Regions from separate parts of the Homo sapiens genome. Here all the other regions are linked to region 1. Evidence: chromatin contacts called from ENCODE Hi-C or POLR2A ChIA-PET data. All regions are on one chromosome and are shown on one strand. Each heading gives the region's core, a stretch centred on a gene start or an enhancer-like site at or near the end of the contact. The rest is flanking DNA. Distances are from core to core; before and after follow the strand shown.

Region 1 (4,124 bases), core at 146-2,645:
ATGCGCTGCTTTTTTGTTCTCCCCTTTACTCACCTATTTTTTATCCTATCAAATCCCATTTTCTTCAATACCTCCCTTTCTTTGTCCACATTTGTTCCTTAGGGTGTTTGTTGGACCCAGAAACATCATTTAACTTGTGTTTAGAGGGGTGAATAACAATAGCAATAGATAGTACAACCCTGAGCATTGAATCCCAAGCACTGTGCCGATCCCTCTACATGCACTAGGTGATAAGATTGTCAAAGCACCCAGTCAGGTAGAAACTATTACTGCCCCCATTTTACAGATAAGAAAACTGAGGTTTAGCGAAGCCCTGCTCCCTATGAGAGCACTGAAAGCATTGGTAAATGTGGATGTTAGTTAATGACATGTATGCTGGTGAAAATTTTATGGATTCTACTCCAGCCTATGGTGCTCCTCTCCTCTCTCATCCTGAAGAGTCATTCAATATGACTCCTAAGGAAGTCATATTGAAGTGCTCTGGCTTAGAACCTAGCCAGGAATACTACTAAAGTTACCCTCACTCCTGTCAGAAGTTCTCTAGGATCCTTATATTTGGTTTGGGCTTTGTTTTAACCTCGCCTCAAATACTATAAATATTGTGCAGCCCACAATCCAGAAGAGATGTTGAGTTGGGTCTGCTTCTTTGTCAGAGAGAGGGGGTGTAAAACACCATCAAATAAGATAGAAATGAAGGTTTACTTTGTCAGCAGTTATTTTATGGGAAACACCCTCCTGTATGACTCCAACACACATTCTCTGTAAGACATTCTTCACAGGTGAGTGGCTTTATATTCTTTCTTCATTCTCGAGACCAGTGCCCAGGGCAGTGGTTGCATGACCTCCTCCTTGGTGAATCAGCCACTGTGTCCAGCAACAAAAAAAGACCATGCTCATGGCCAGCCCCAGTGCTGTTGCTGTGGTGGAAACATCCATCTGGATGAGTCAGCCGTGCCATGCTGCAAGCCAGACTTCCAGACTAACACTGATAGCTTTTGAATGCTACAGTGGAAAATGTGTCCGTGGTCTATTACCCTCATGGCCTGGTTTCTTGGGATCTTCTTACCAGGCACCTCAATGGTAGACTTTTCTGTAGTTGATTAAAACTTAAATCTAGCAATACCAAGTCAAGCCTTACAGCTTCAGTTTCTTTATCTGAACTCTGTAGTTTTTGGTCATTTAACTTAAACCAGGTTTGAAATCACTACATATGAGAATTTTTGAAAGCTGCACTTCCATACACCAAAGATTTTTGAGAAAGGAATTTATTTAAACCTCATCCAAGCTGGGCATTCTTCACCCCTTCAGGTATGTGAGAAGAACCTGTCTGGTCTTGCGCTGTCCAGGTGCTCTGATTTGGAGCTGGGCCACCTGCCAAGTCCAGACTCATCAAAATCGCTGTGCCTGTCAGCCCTGTTTAGAAGTGAAAAAACACCCTCACAAATGAGTAGGCCCAGGAATTCCAAGTCATAAATAGTGAGCCCAGCCTTTATTTTTTTTTTTTCCTCTCTCTCTCTACTCTGATTCCAAAGAGAAGAGATAGGGAAAGGAAGGAAAACTGGGGGCTCAGTTTAAACTGATGAAATTATTGATCGTGTTCAAATATTGGATGCTTTTCTATGTAGTTACTTTAGAAAAACAAGAAATACTCTGTGCATATGCCAGGTCTGATCTGTGCATCACCATGCTTAGTGTTTTATTCAGCCATGGGCCATAGGTGTCTGCCTTGTTTAATGCAGATTTTAAACAAGATAGGGCGTATATCCTCCCATTTCATTCTCTCACTTTCTAGAACACAGCCCACTGTGACTCTTTTATCCTGTGCCTCTTCAGTCATCAGATGTTGGGTGTAGGAATGATAGCTGCATTTTTCCTTCCATCCCTGGTTTCTTTCTTGCTATAGAAAGAGATTTGCCTTGGTTACCCATCTCCCAGTACACACACATGGTGGCTTTGAGCCTATTGCTGCTGTTCTAAGTAGGGACAGATTATGCACAAGTGTGGACACCCAAGGGTGTTAGCTTTTCAAAGATCTCTGTCAGGCTGGGTACAATGACTATAATTCCAGCACTTTGTGAGGCCAAGGTGGGAGGCTCACTTGAGGCTAGGAGCTCAAGATCAGCTCAGACAACATAGCAAGATCTTATCTCTACTAAAAAATAAAAATAAAAAATTAGCCATAAGTGGTGGCACACACCTGTAGTCCTAGCTACTCAGGAGGCTGAAACAGGAGGATTCCTTGAACCTCGAGGAGTTAGAGGCTGTAGTGAGCTATAATCACACCACTGCACTCTAGCCTGGTGGAAGAGCAAGACCCTATCTCTTTCAAAAAAGAAAAAGATTCATATCGTATGTGACTCAGGGTTGGGTGACTCAGGTCTGTGACTTTGCTTGTAGAAATTCCATACAGGAGCTCTCTCTGTTGTTCTGACATTGTGTTATGGGTTACTTTGGGCATGCCTGTGTTTTAAGACTTGTTCACATGATTATAGAAGGTCTAATCATAAACCCCAGAGGAAATTGGCATTGTGGTCATGGTTATTAACAAGTGAGGTCAGGCTTGCCCTGTGAATTTGCTGCACCAGGCATGTGGAGCTAACATCTGCAGAGTGGCCACCGCCTTTTTGGCATCGGTTCTGCTGAAAAGTCACAGGCCTCTTGGATTTGACAATGTTATGGCTCTGCTCGGATTGTCTGGGATAGAAACAAATACTCATAGATCCTCCTGCTTCCCACGGGACTTAACGAACCTTCGTTTATGGGCTGGTATGCTTTCCCCTAGACAAATAGCACCTCATTCTATTTGAGTGTAAACTAGTCGGAAAACGTTTAGGGTGGAGATATTGCGTCTTTTATGGGATCCACCCATGCACTGTTTGAATTCCCTGATTCCCACCACTCAGCGTAAACAGCTCCTTTTTTCATGAACTGAGGTTCAAAAAGCAGTTGGCAAGTCGTCTTTTCCTATGCTGAGAAAAGGGACTGTTGTGTTTAAAAAATAGAAGTGAACAAAGCAAAAACAAAACAAAACAAAAAAAACAAAAATCCTTCGGTCTTTTGGATAAACTAGGGTCTCTTCAAGAGACCATATGAGGGTTCTTGATATTTCATATTTTCTATTGCAGAATGAAGTGTAGCCATCATCTGTGTTTCACTGACAGCTGATTGCAAGAGAGGACAGAGACTGTATCAACAGTCATAGTGCCTTTTTAGGCTTTGGTTGACAATTTGGCCTTTTTTATCGTTCTTTTTCCTATACCAGTGGTGCCCTGAAGGTCACCAAACCGAAGAATTGGTTAAGTATAACTCCGGCCACGAGTTCACACAGCTGAAAAGGCACCAGAAGGGCAGAATAAGGGGAACTCTAGAACCTGTCCCACTCACAGTTTTGCTGATATAGTTTTTTATATTGGGTTTTTTTTTTCCCTGTACCCTTCTCAGTGTTAAAAAAAAAAAAAGAAAGTATTTTTCTTATAATAGACAATATGGATTAGCATACCCTGGCCCCAGTAATGATACTGTTCCTTCATCTCATCATGTCCATGCACACACAAACACACACCCCACCCTTTCTGTCCTCCACCCCCTTAAATGTGAGAGTCACCACCATCATATTTGGTCGGTAATATTTTTTAAATGGGACCTCTGTGGGAGCTAGAAAAATAGCGATAATTGGTTCCTTTCAGAAATCTTTCTAAGAACAAGTATCTTTTCTTTTTAATGTTTTGTTTTAAGAGATGGGGTCTTGCTCTGTCGTTCAGGCTGGAGTGCAGTGGCACGATCGTGGCTCACTCTAGCCTCAACCTCCTAGGCTCAAACAATCCTCCACCACCATGCCTGGCTAATTTTGTTTTTTTGTTTGTTTGTTTGTTTGTTTGTTTTTGAGACGCAGTCTCGCTCTGTCGCCTGAGCTGGAGTGCAGTGGCGCGATTTCGGCTCACTGCGACATCCACCTCCCGGGTTCACGCCATTCTCCTGCCTCAGCCTCCCGAGTAGCTGGGACTACAGGCACCCGCCACCATGCCCAGCTAATTTTTTATATTTTTAGTAGAGATGGGATTTCACCATGTTAGCCAGGTTGGTCTCAATCTCCTGACCTCGTGATTCACCCACCTTGGCCTCCC
Region 2 (4,317 bases), core at 144-2,643, 34 kb after region 1:
TATTTTATTTTTATTTATTTAATTTTTTATTGAGATGGAGTCTTGCTTTGTCACCCAGGCTGGAATGCAGTGGCGCAATCTTGGCTCACTGCAACCTCCGCCTCCCCAGTTCAAGCTATTCTCCTGCCTCAGCCTCCCAAATAGCTAGGACTATAGGTGTGTGCCACCACAACTGGCCAATTTTTGTATCTTTTGGTAGAGTCAGGGATTCACCATGTTGGCCAGGCTGGTCTCAAACTCCTGACCTCAGGTGATCCACCCGCCTTAGCCTCCCAAGAGGCTACCTAATTGACAGAGAATTTGTAACGTATAGCATATCATAATTTTTCAATGTATTTGATTCTTTGGGCTTGTTAGGAAATGCTGTATGTTTATATTTTAACTTTTACTTAAGTTAAAATATAAAGGAAGGACTAATTCTCGGGGTTATGTGCATTATGAATTTCTCTACATTATATATTTCACGAACATTTTTAATCTCATTGATCATTTGGAAATATTGGACCATCCCAATCACGTAGCTTAACAGCAGTCACTGGAACCCAGTCCAGCCTTCTGCTGATGTGTTTCTTATAGATATCGTTCACACCCACACATACCCCTACACCTCACTCACTGTCCCGCTTAACATTGCTTTATGTTTCTCCATAGTACTTAACACCATTGGAAATTCTATGTACCATATTGACTTAACTGTTTTCTTATGGCCTGTCTCCTCCCACCAGAATATAACTTTTCATGAAAGACGGGACTTCATTGGGTTCAGTGCTGTATTCCCAGCCCGAGATCAATACCTACTACATTGTAGACTCTAATAAATATATCTTGAATGAATGAATGAATGAGTGAATACAAGGCCTTCCGCAGTAGAGACCCAACCTTCTCTTCCAGCCTTAACTCTCACTGCTTTCTGATATTTGCCAGGGGTTCTTGGCCCCTGAAATCATCTAGTATGTCCAGAACCTTTCTTTAGTGTGCTTCCGTATGCCATGCCCCAAGAACACCCTATCTTTATATTTCTGTTGAAATTATTCTTATGCTTCAAGAACTATCTCAAATATATCCTCTTTCTGCAGCCTTTCTTGGTCTCTTAACCCATCATGATGTCTCTCCTGGGAAGCCCCTGGCATTTTGTACCCTTCAATAGCACAACACTCTCCTCTTTTGTGCTCTAGTTATGTGGTCTTGTTCCCTCTACTAGATTCTAAGCTCCTTAAGAGCCAAAATGGTGTCTGGTTCATCCTTGGTGCCCCTATCACGCCTGCCACAAGATGTCATGCACTGTAGACTCTCTGTTAATGTGGTTGAGCAGAGTAGCATGTGTAATCCCATTGGCATTGTCCCCAGAAACAGTGACTTACTCTTTCCGTGGATACATCTTGTGAATAGAACAACAAACAGAGTTTCCTTCTTTTGTCTGTTTTTGTGCACAGGAAAGACAACGACAACTTGAAAGCATGGGGATTTCCCTGGAGATGTCCGGTATCAAGGTGGGGGATGACAAATGCTACTTAGTCAATCTGAATGCAGACCCTGCTCTTAACGAACTTCTGGTTTATTATTTAAAGGTAGGAGAACATATAAATACATATGCAATCAAGATTCATTCCTATACAGTTCGTAGTTGAATCTGGGTGCCTGTCTCTGTGATGTTGCTTTTTGTATCCAGCTTAGCCCTCAGTAAAACTAAGATGGATAGTGCCCTCCGATCACCACTGAGAAGGAAAAACAGCTATTTTGTATCATCTGGGGCTGTGCAGTTGGGGCTGATCTCCTGTGAGTCCAGGCTTCAGAGTGGCATAAGTGGGCAACAGTAGGTGTCGAGGTGATGCCTAGCTTTATGAGAAGGCTCTAGGTGTGAGATGGTGAGGATTCTGGGAATATCTGTGTTCTTCCACAAAGCTCCTGAGAAGCTCTGGAGGTTCTTAGTTATGCTTCTGAGTAATTCCAAGGAGATCTCAAGATCAACACAAGCCTAAAGGAGACCCTCGTCCTAGATTAAATAGACAACAATGTTCTTCTAGGTCTATCCCTTGTAAACCCACATCCTCAGGAAATAACTTTTGGTCCCATAATCACCCTTCAGGTGTAGAGGTGGGATGGGGCCGCCCTGTTGCCACTGTGGTCGCAGGACATGCCACGTTGGATAGCTTACTGTAGCATTTCTCAAATTTTCTGACTTCAGAACCCATTTACACTCTTAAAAAAAGTATCAAGGACTCCAAAGAACTTTCATGTGTCTGGGTTATATCCGTGTTTACTGTATTGGACCCTAAGACTGAGAACATTTTAAACTACAAACATAAACGTACAACCCTTAGCCCTCAGGGCTATAACATCATTACATGTCTCATAGACTCTGGAAAATTCCACCAATACACACACACATGATAAAATGAGAGAGCAAAGGCAAACAACATGTTCATGTTTCTATTGAAGTAGTTTTGACTTCATAGGCCTCCTGAAAGGTTCTCAGAGACCCCGGGGGTTCTCAGATCACACTTTTAGAACTGCTTGCTTACTCTGCAAAGTGAGAAATAAGATATCTGATTGACATTGATTTAGGACACTGTGACTGACATAAGGCATTCAGCCAACCATCAGGGCATTTTTAATCTCACACATACACACACTTTCTGAGTTACAGAAACGAACTTTCAAGGATTGGGGACCTGGGGCCTTGAAGGCAGCTTACATATGCTGTCCACACACCTGAATCTCTAAATGCGAAGGTATTGCCTGCTTGAGAACAGTGAGACACCTTGTTAAGGATTCTGATCTGCCTAGTAAATACATAAAATGCAATGGAGAATAAGCCAAAATTGAAGCAAGGAGCCTCACCTTCTACTTTTCCTAGAGGTGTAAATTTGGTACAAATAGCCCCTGAGTTATTGAGAGTCCCCCAACAAACTTAAGATCTGTTCATTTAGGCAATGAGTAGGGGTAAGGAATTGTCTCTGAAATCCTGATTTTGAAAGACCAATCCTTATACTTTCTCTGTCAAATAGGGAGGTATTATTATAGTTATTAAACTATTTTAAGAGCAATAGAAAAAAATGGGATAAGCAGTGGCTGAATCACCAATAGTCACAGTCCTCGTATGTCTGAGGTTCAGGTACTTAAAATCACATGAGGCCAGGTGCAGTGTGTTTACTGTATTGGACGCTATCAGTGTCAATCAGATGTCCTATTTCTCACTTTGCAGTGTAAGCAAGCAGTTCTAAAAGTGTGATCTGGGGTCTCTGAGAACCTTTCATGAGGCCTGTGAGGTCAAAACTACTTTAATATAAACACGAACATGTTGTTTGGCTCTGCTCTCTCATTTTATCACGCATGTATTGGTGGAGTTTTCCGGAGTCTATGAGACATGTAATGATATTATAGCCCTGAGGGCTAAGGGTTGTATGTTTATGTTTGTAGTTTAAAATGTTCTCAGTCTCACGCCAGTAATCCCAGAACTTTGGGAGACCAAGGCGGGCGGATCACTTGAGGCCAGGAGTTCAAGACCAGGCTGGCGAACATGGTGAAACCCCCATCTGTACTAAAAATAAAAATTAGCCAGACGTGGTGGCGCATACCTGTAATCCCAACTACTCAGGAGGCTGAGGCAAGAGAATGGCTTGAACCCAGGAGGCAGAGGTTGCAATGAGCTGAGATTGCACCACTGCACTCCAGCCTGGGTGACAGAGTGAGACACCATGTCAAAAAAAAAAAAATCACACGTTTGTACATGGTATGACCCACAGGCATTAATACTGTATGTAATATCAGTATTAGAAATTCAAAATTTTTAGCATTTTCAAAGTTGAATATTTTAAAATATTACTGTCAATGAAACTGCTTTTTAATGGTTCTTAAATTTATGTAACTGTTTTCAAAACACTTTCACTGTTAACTCAGATGATCCTAAAAGAAATCTAAATAGGTGAAATAGATAATATTATTCTGGTTTTGCCAACAAAGAAACTGAGGCTCAGAGAGTGAAATGGCTTCCCCGTGGTCAAGTCACAATTGAAACTCAAAGTATTCTACTGTCAAGTCCAATTTCCTGTGTTAAAAACAATAACTAATCATTGTTGATTGGGGATTTTTTTTGGTAGTGTTTAAACATTTTTTTTTAATTTGGTGTATTAAGGGTAAGCGTTTTACTTTTAATGCTTAAGATATTTAACATCTCTGGCAGGATTCGTTTAATATTTTTGTGCATATGCTGCTGCGTTATTCAAATTGATTGTGATACATTTTTGCTGAGTTACTCATAAATGTGGGTTTTTCTTTCCTTAATAATCTTTTACTAGGATCACACCAGGGTGGGTG
Region 3 (4,513 bases), core at 1,453-3,952, 42 kb before region 1:
CTATTCATTTCATTGGACTTCAGTAGTCAAACTATTAAACTATAAATGCTTGATTCTGGCCTGTAGGATACCTCTTACATTGGTAATAATATCCTACTTTTTGGTACTCAAAAATTCAAGCTGTTTTGGGAAAGGAAACTGAAAGCTGTTTGGTCCCTTGGTTTCTGTTTCTAATTTTGGAAATACACATATAGACCATGTGTTTGCTTCACCTTTTATTGCCAGCTTTTCAGGTCATGAGACGGTACTTCTAGGTTCTCTATCTTTTCAGGTAATGAGACAGTACTTCTATGTTCTCTAGCTAGCGATATGGGTAATACCCACTACTTATCAAATTGAGAAAGTAAATGCACATTTTAAAATGTTGGATCTATTTTTAAATACGGACTATTGTTAAATTTTAGACTGTTATTCCTATGTCCATTTTGTCAGTTACCTTGGCCTCAGTTTCACTGTCATGGAGCTGTATTGTACCTTACATGTAGGTATGGCTGTATGTGAGACCAGATGTCAGGTGTGGTTGTCCTGAAGTGTTTGTAGCATACTGCTCTTGGCTCTTTTCTGAAGAAATTAATATCATAGTTTAGTTCTTATAAATGTGTCCAACTTTATACATATTTATATAATTCTTTCCAGAGTTTTTTTTCCCCACTCTCTCTCTCTTTTTTTGTTTTGAGACGGAGTCTCACTCTGTCGCCAGGCTAGAGTGCAGTCGTGCAATCTCGGCTTACTGCAACCTCTGCCTCCCAGGTTCTCCTGCCTCAGCCTCCCAAGTAGCTGGAACTACAGGCACGCACCACCACACCTGGCTAATTTTTGTGTTTTTAGTAGAGATGGGGTTCACCATGTTGGCCAGACTGGTCTTGAACTCCTGACCATAAGTGATCTGCCTGCCTTGGCCTCCCAACGTGCCGGGATTACAGGCATGAGCCACCATACCTGGTCCCCCATTCTCCATTCTTTCCCTTCCTCTATCATACATATTTTCTTTAAAACCTTTTTTTTTTCCTTTTTTTTTTTTCTGAGACAGAGTCTCACTCTGTTGCCCAGGCTGGAGTGCAGTGGCGTGATCTTGGCTCACTGCAACCTCCGCCTCCTGGGTTCAGCGATTCTCCTGCCTCAACCTCCCAAGTAGCTGGATCTACAGGCACGCGCCACCACACCCGGCTAATTTTTGTATTTTAAGTAGAGACAGGGTTTCGCCATGTTGGCCAGGCTGGTCTCAAACTCCTGACCTCAGTTGATCCACCCGCCTCGGCCTCCCAAGGTGCTGGGATTACAGGCATAAGCCACAGCACCCAGCCAAAAACCTTTCTTTTCTTCAGGGAAAGAACCCTGTTTTATAAGTTCTGTCATTCTTCAGCTCCCCAGTACCCTTTTCCCAGATGAAATTTAGTTTCAGCAATGTTGACATTTTGCGTGTATAATTGAGGAGGACTATTTGTTGTAACAACAGCAATGGCATCTAACATTTATTGAGCAATAACTCTGCATGCTAATGATGTACAGCATTACCCACGCCACCTCATGCCATCCTTCAACAGTGCTAAAGGAGTGCTCTTCTATTCCCGCTTTAGAGGCTGAGACTCAGCGGTTGAGTAAACTTGTCCAAGGTCAACATGGCTAGATCAAGGCAGAGCTAGGATTGTTTGACCCCCAATCCTGAACTCCTCACCACTGTGCTTCATTATATCTTGTAGAATTAAGCCAAATACAGTTATGCCAGAAGGAAGTAGTTCAAATATACCAAAGTAGTCCAAAAAATCAAACCACAAGTCTGTCTGCTTCAGTACAAAATTAGTTGTTTTTCTTTTTGAGTTTTATTGAAAATGAAAATAGATTAACTGGTAATTTTTTAAAAAGAAACAGGGTTTTTTTTTTTTAAGAAGGCATATCAGGATTAGCATTTTTTAAAATTACAAGTGTATTTTGAGTTCATTTTAATTTTATTTCTTTAAGACAGTCTCGCTCTGTCGCCTAGGCTCGAGTGCGGTGGCATGACCATGGCTCACTGCAGCCTCAATCTCCCGGGCTCAAGCGATCCTCCCACCTCAGCCTCCTGAATAGCTGGGACTATAGGCACGCACCATCACACCTGGCTGATTTTTAAAAACAATTTTAGTAGAGACAAGGTCTTACTCTGTTGCTCAGGCTGGTCTTGAACTCCTGGGCTCAAGCAGTCCTCCCATTGTGACCTCCCAGAGTGCTGGTATTATAGTCATGAGCCACCATGCCCAGCCTCAATTAATTTTTAAATCTGTCAACAATATAATAAGTATCAATTGAAAGGAAGCCATTTTTTTCTTCATTCATTCCATCAGGTCTGCTTCAAGGTCTGTGACTGAAGTCCCATGTGGAAAGTCCCTTCACACTGTGGGGCAGTCGTTCAATCTTTGTAGACATGGTGGAGTGGCTAGGTGGAGGGGGCACACACTCAACAAGTCTTACAGATTTTTCCTTCAAGTTGTCTTTGTGTTCTGTCTTTCTGTCCTACTTTTTGTCTTGTCCTTGCAGTAGTGTCTTAACTTACACACGGTGAGGGCTGCAGTTGGTGCCAGGCAGAGGCTCACCAGTGCGTGTCTCACTGCTGACTCTAGATGGTGTGGCCTCTTACATTCACGCTTGAGTCTCACCCTCCTAAAACAGATCTGGCCATGTCATTCCCATTGCGCAAACCATCTGTGGCAATTTCTTCTGAGAAAAGGCTGAGTCATCATGGCAGTCAATGCTGTCTGCATTTTGGTTCTTGTCTATTCTTCCAGCTGTATGGCTCTCAATTACATTCTGTCTACCTGCTATTCCCTGAACATATCCTGTGCACTCTAGCTTTGTTCCAGCTGTCCTTCTGCCTAGGATTTGCTCCCAACACATCTGCATCTACATTTTTGTGGCTTTATTTATACCCCTCTTCAGTGGCCCTCAGTTTCCTACTACCTCAGCAGGAAGTAGTCGTTTGCAGCCTTCTAACTCCACGTTGTCATACCAGTTCCTTTTTTTTTTTTTTCCATAAATGCCTTTCCTTCTTGGAGGTTCACTCTGTGTAGGCTTCTCCTGCACATTCATGAAGGACACAGAAGGGCTAATTCATGCTATTAACCACATGGATAACCCTTGTAAGCATGAATGATCCACATCATTGAACATCCACATGGATTGCTATCCAATCAATACCTAGCCTAAGCTGAAAGAGCTCTCACCAAATTCTTTGATGCCAGAGAGGCAATACTCAATAGCAGTTAAGTGTACAGTGTGCTCCAGCCAGAGACTGCCTGGGTTTGAATCATGGTACTGATGCCAGTTAACTATGATCTTGTGAAAGTCATGCAATCTGTATACCTTGTTCCTCAGTATTTTTTATTTGAAAAATGATAATAATGAGAGTTTTTATGTATAGGGTCATTAAATATGTTAAGTGAGTTAAAGCAGATAGTAACAGAAACCTATCTGGCACATAATTAGAACTCAGTAAGTGTTAGCTATTAATTAAAGTAATGATCATCCATTTCAATTCACAGACATATACTATATGACCAGGTTAGAATTTACAACCCTGAAATGTGCTACCTCTGAAATGTTAGGTTTCACTTGTTGACTGTAGCATCTTATCTCACCCAGCACCTCTGCATCTTTATTCTTGAATTGTATCCAGACCATGAGTGTCTTACCTCTGCCGTTTTCTCCCAGTCTGTCATCCTCCTGACTTTACTTCCTTCTCTACCCAATTCTTGCCCTACCAGGTATTCTCATGGAACCGTAGCTTCCCCTCACCAACTGCAAGAATAGTGTTCTTGAAAAGTACCACAGCAGCCAGGCATAGTAGCTAATGCGTGTAATCTCAGCCTCACTTTGAGAGGCTGAGGCAAGAGGATTGCTTGAGCCCAGAAGTTCGAGACCAGCCTGGACAATATGCCAAGACCCTGTCTTGACAAAAAAATACAAAAATTAGCTGGGTGTGGTAGTGCACACCTGTAGTCCCAGCTACTTGGGAGGCTGAGATGGGAGGATCTCTTGAGCCCAGGAGGTTGAGGCTACAATGAGCTGTCATCACATCATTGCACTCCAGCCTAGGCAGCAGAGTGAGATCTCCTCCAAAAAAAAAAAAAAGAAGAAAGAAAGAGAAAAAGGGAAAGGGAAGGGGGAAGGGGAAAGGGAAAGGGGGAAGAAAGGAAGGCAGGGAGGGAGGGAGGGAAGGAAAAGAAAAAGCAAAGCACCATAGGCAGTGAGATCAAAGTCTTAGAGGAAATAAGGGGTTAGGAGAAAAACAATTAGAAAATGACATTAAGCATATACTTAAACTTAGTAGATTCTGAATGATCTACCCAGTATTCTTCCAAAACAAACTTGGTGGCATGTCTCTTGAATGAATCAGCTTCTTCACATGTTCAGAAAATTTTACTGTAGTGATTGTAGGTTTGATCATCTGATGACTCTCTTTTTTAAAATTTTCAAACCAGGCTTTATCTTGGAACTTAAAGTTTTTGAAATTTGCATTCTTCTTGTGATAGGTTTCAAA

What was found. Hi-C counts contacts between places; a loop is a spot of excess contacts on that map. ChIA-PET counts read pairs that join two places held with the same protein, here RNA polymerase II (POLR2A). Pooled maps may share reads with other maps.
Region 2: a map of endothelial cell of umbilical vein shows a loop between it and region 1 (4-fold over the local background). The contact joins two enhancer-like sites. A Hi-C loop is called at or near these places in 2 of 168 maps with a recorded cell type or tissue (breast epithelium and endothelial cell of umbilical vein) and 2 of 50 pooled maps. POLR2A ChIA-PET finds 5 or more read pairs at or near these places in 3 of 52 experiments (K562, PC-3 and Panc1).
Region 3: a loop to region 1 is called in a map of PC-3, with 8 times the contacts of the local background. The contact joins two enhancer-like sites. A Hi-C loop is called at or near these places in 15 of 168 maps with a recorded cell type or tissue (IMR-90, MCF 10A, PC-3 and 10 more) and 13 of 50 pooled maps. POLR2A ChIA-PET finds 5 or more read pairs at or near these places in 6 of 52 experiments (BJ, GM12878, H1 and 3 more).

What each region holds. Positions count from the first base shown.
Region 1 is chr6:17,862,707-17,866,830 of GRCh38, reverse strand. The region is part of intron 4 of KIF13A (kinesin family member 13A); the gene reads left to right. Among named protein-coding and RNA genes, the nearest start is that of KIF13A, 120 kb to the left of the region's middle. Within about 2 kb of position 1,395, at least 21 of the 41 ENCODE cell types and tissues checked have a DNase peak (open chromatin) inside an H3K27ac peak, as active enhancers do; they include PC-3, PC-9, ascending aorta and 6 more, where a contact is called at or near this core.
Region 2 is chr6:17,828,352-17,832,668 of GRCh38, reverse strand. It overlaps KIF13A (kinesin family member 13A), which reads left to right. Exons shown (of 39, transcript NM_022113.6): 13 at 1,434-1,568; 14 at 4,299-4,317. Among named protein-coding and RNA genes, the nearest start is that of NUP153-AS1, 120 kb to the right of the region's middle. Within about 2 kb of position 1,393, at least 2 of the 41 ENCODE cell types and tissues checked have a DNase peak (open chromatin) inside an H3K27ac peak, as active enhancers do; they include PC-3 and endothelial cell of umbilical vein, where a contact is called at or near this core.
Region 3 is chr6:17,906,045-17,910,557 of GRCh38, reverse strand. The region is part of intron 2 of KIF13A (kinesin family member 13A); the gene reads left to right. Among named protein-coding and RNA genes, the nearest start is that of KIF13A, 79 kb to the left of the region's middle. Within about 2 kb of position 2,702, at least 23 of the 41 ENCODE cell types and tissues checked have a DNase peak (open chromatin) inside an H3K27ac peak, as active enhancers do; they include PC-3, PC-9, ascending aorta and 5 more, where a contact is called at or near this core.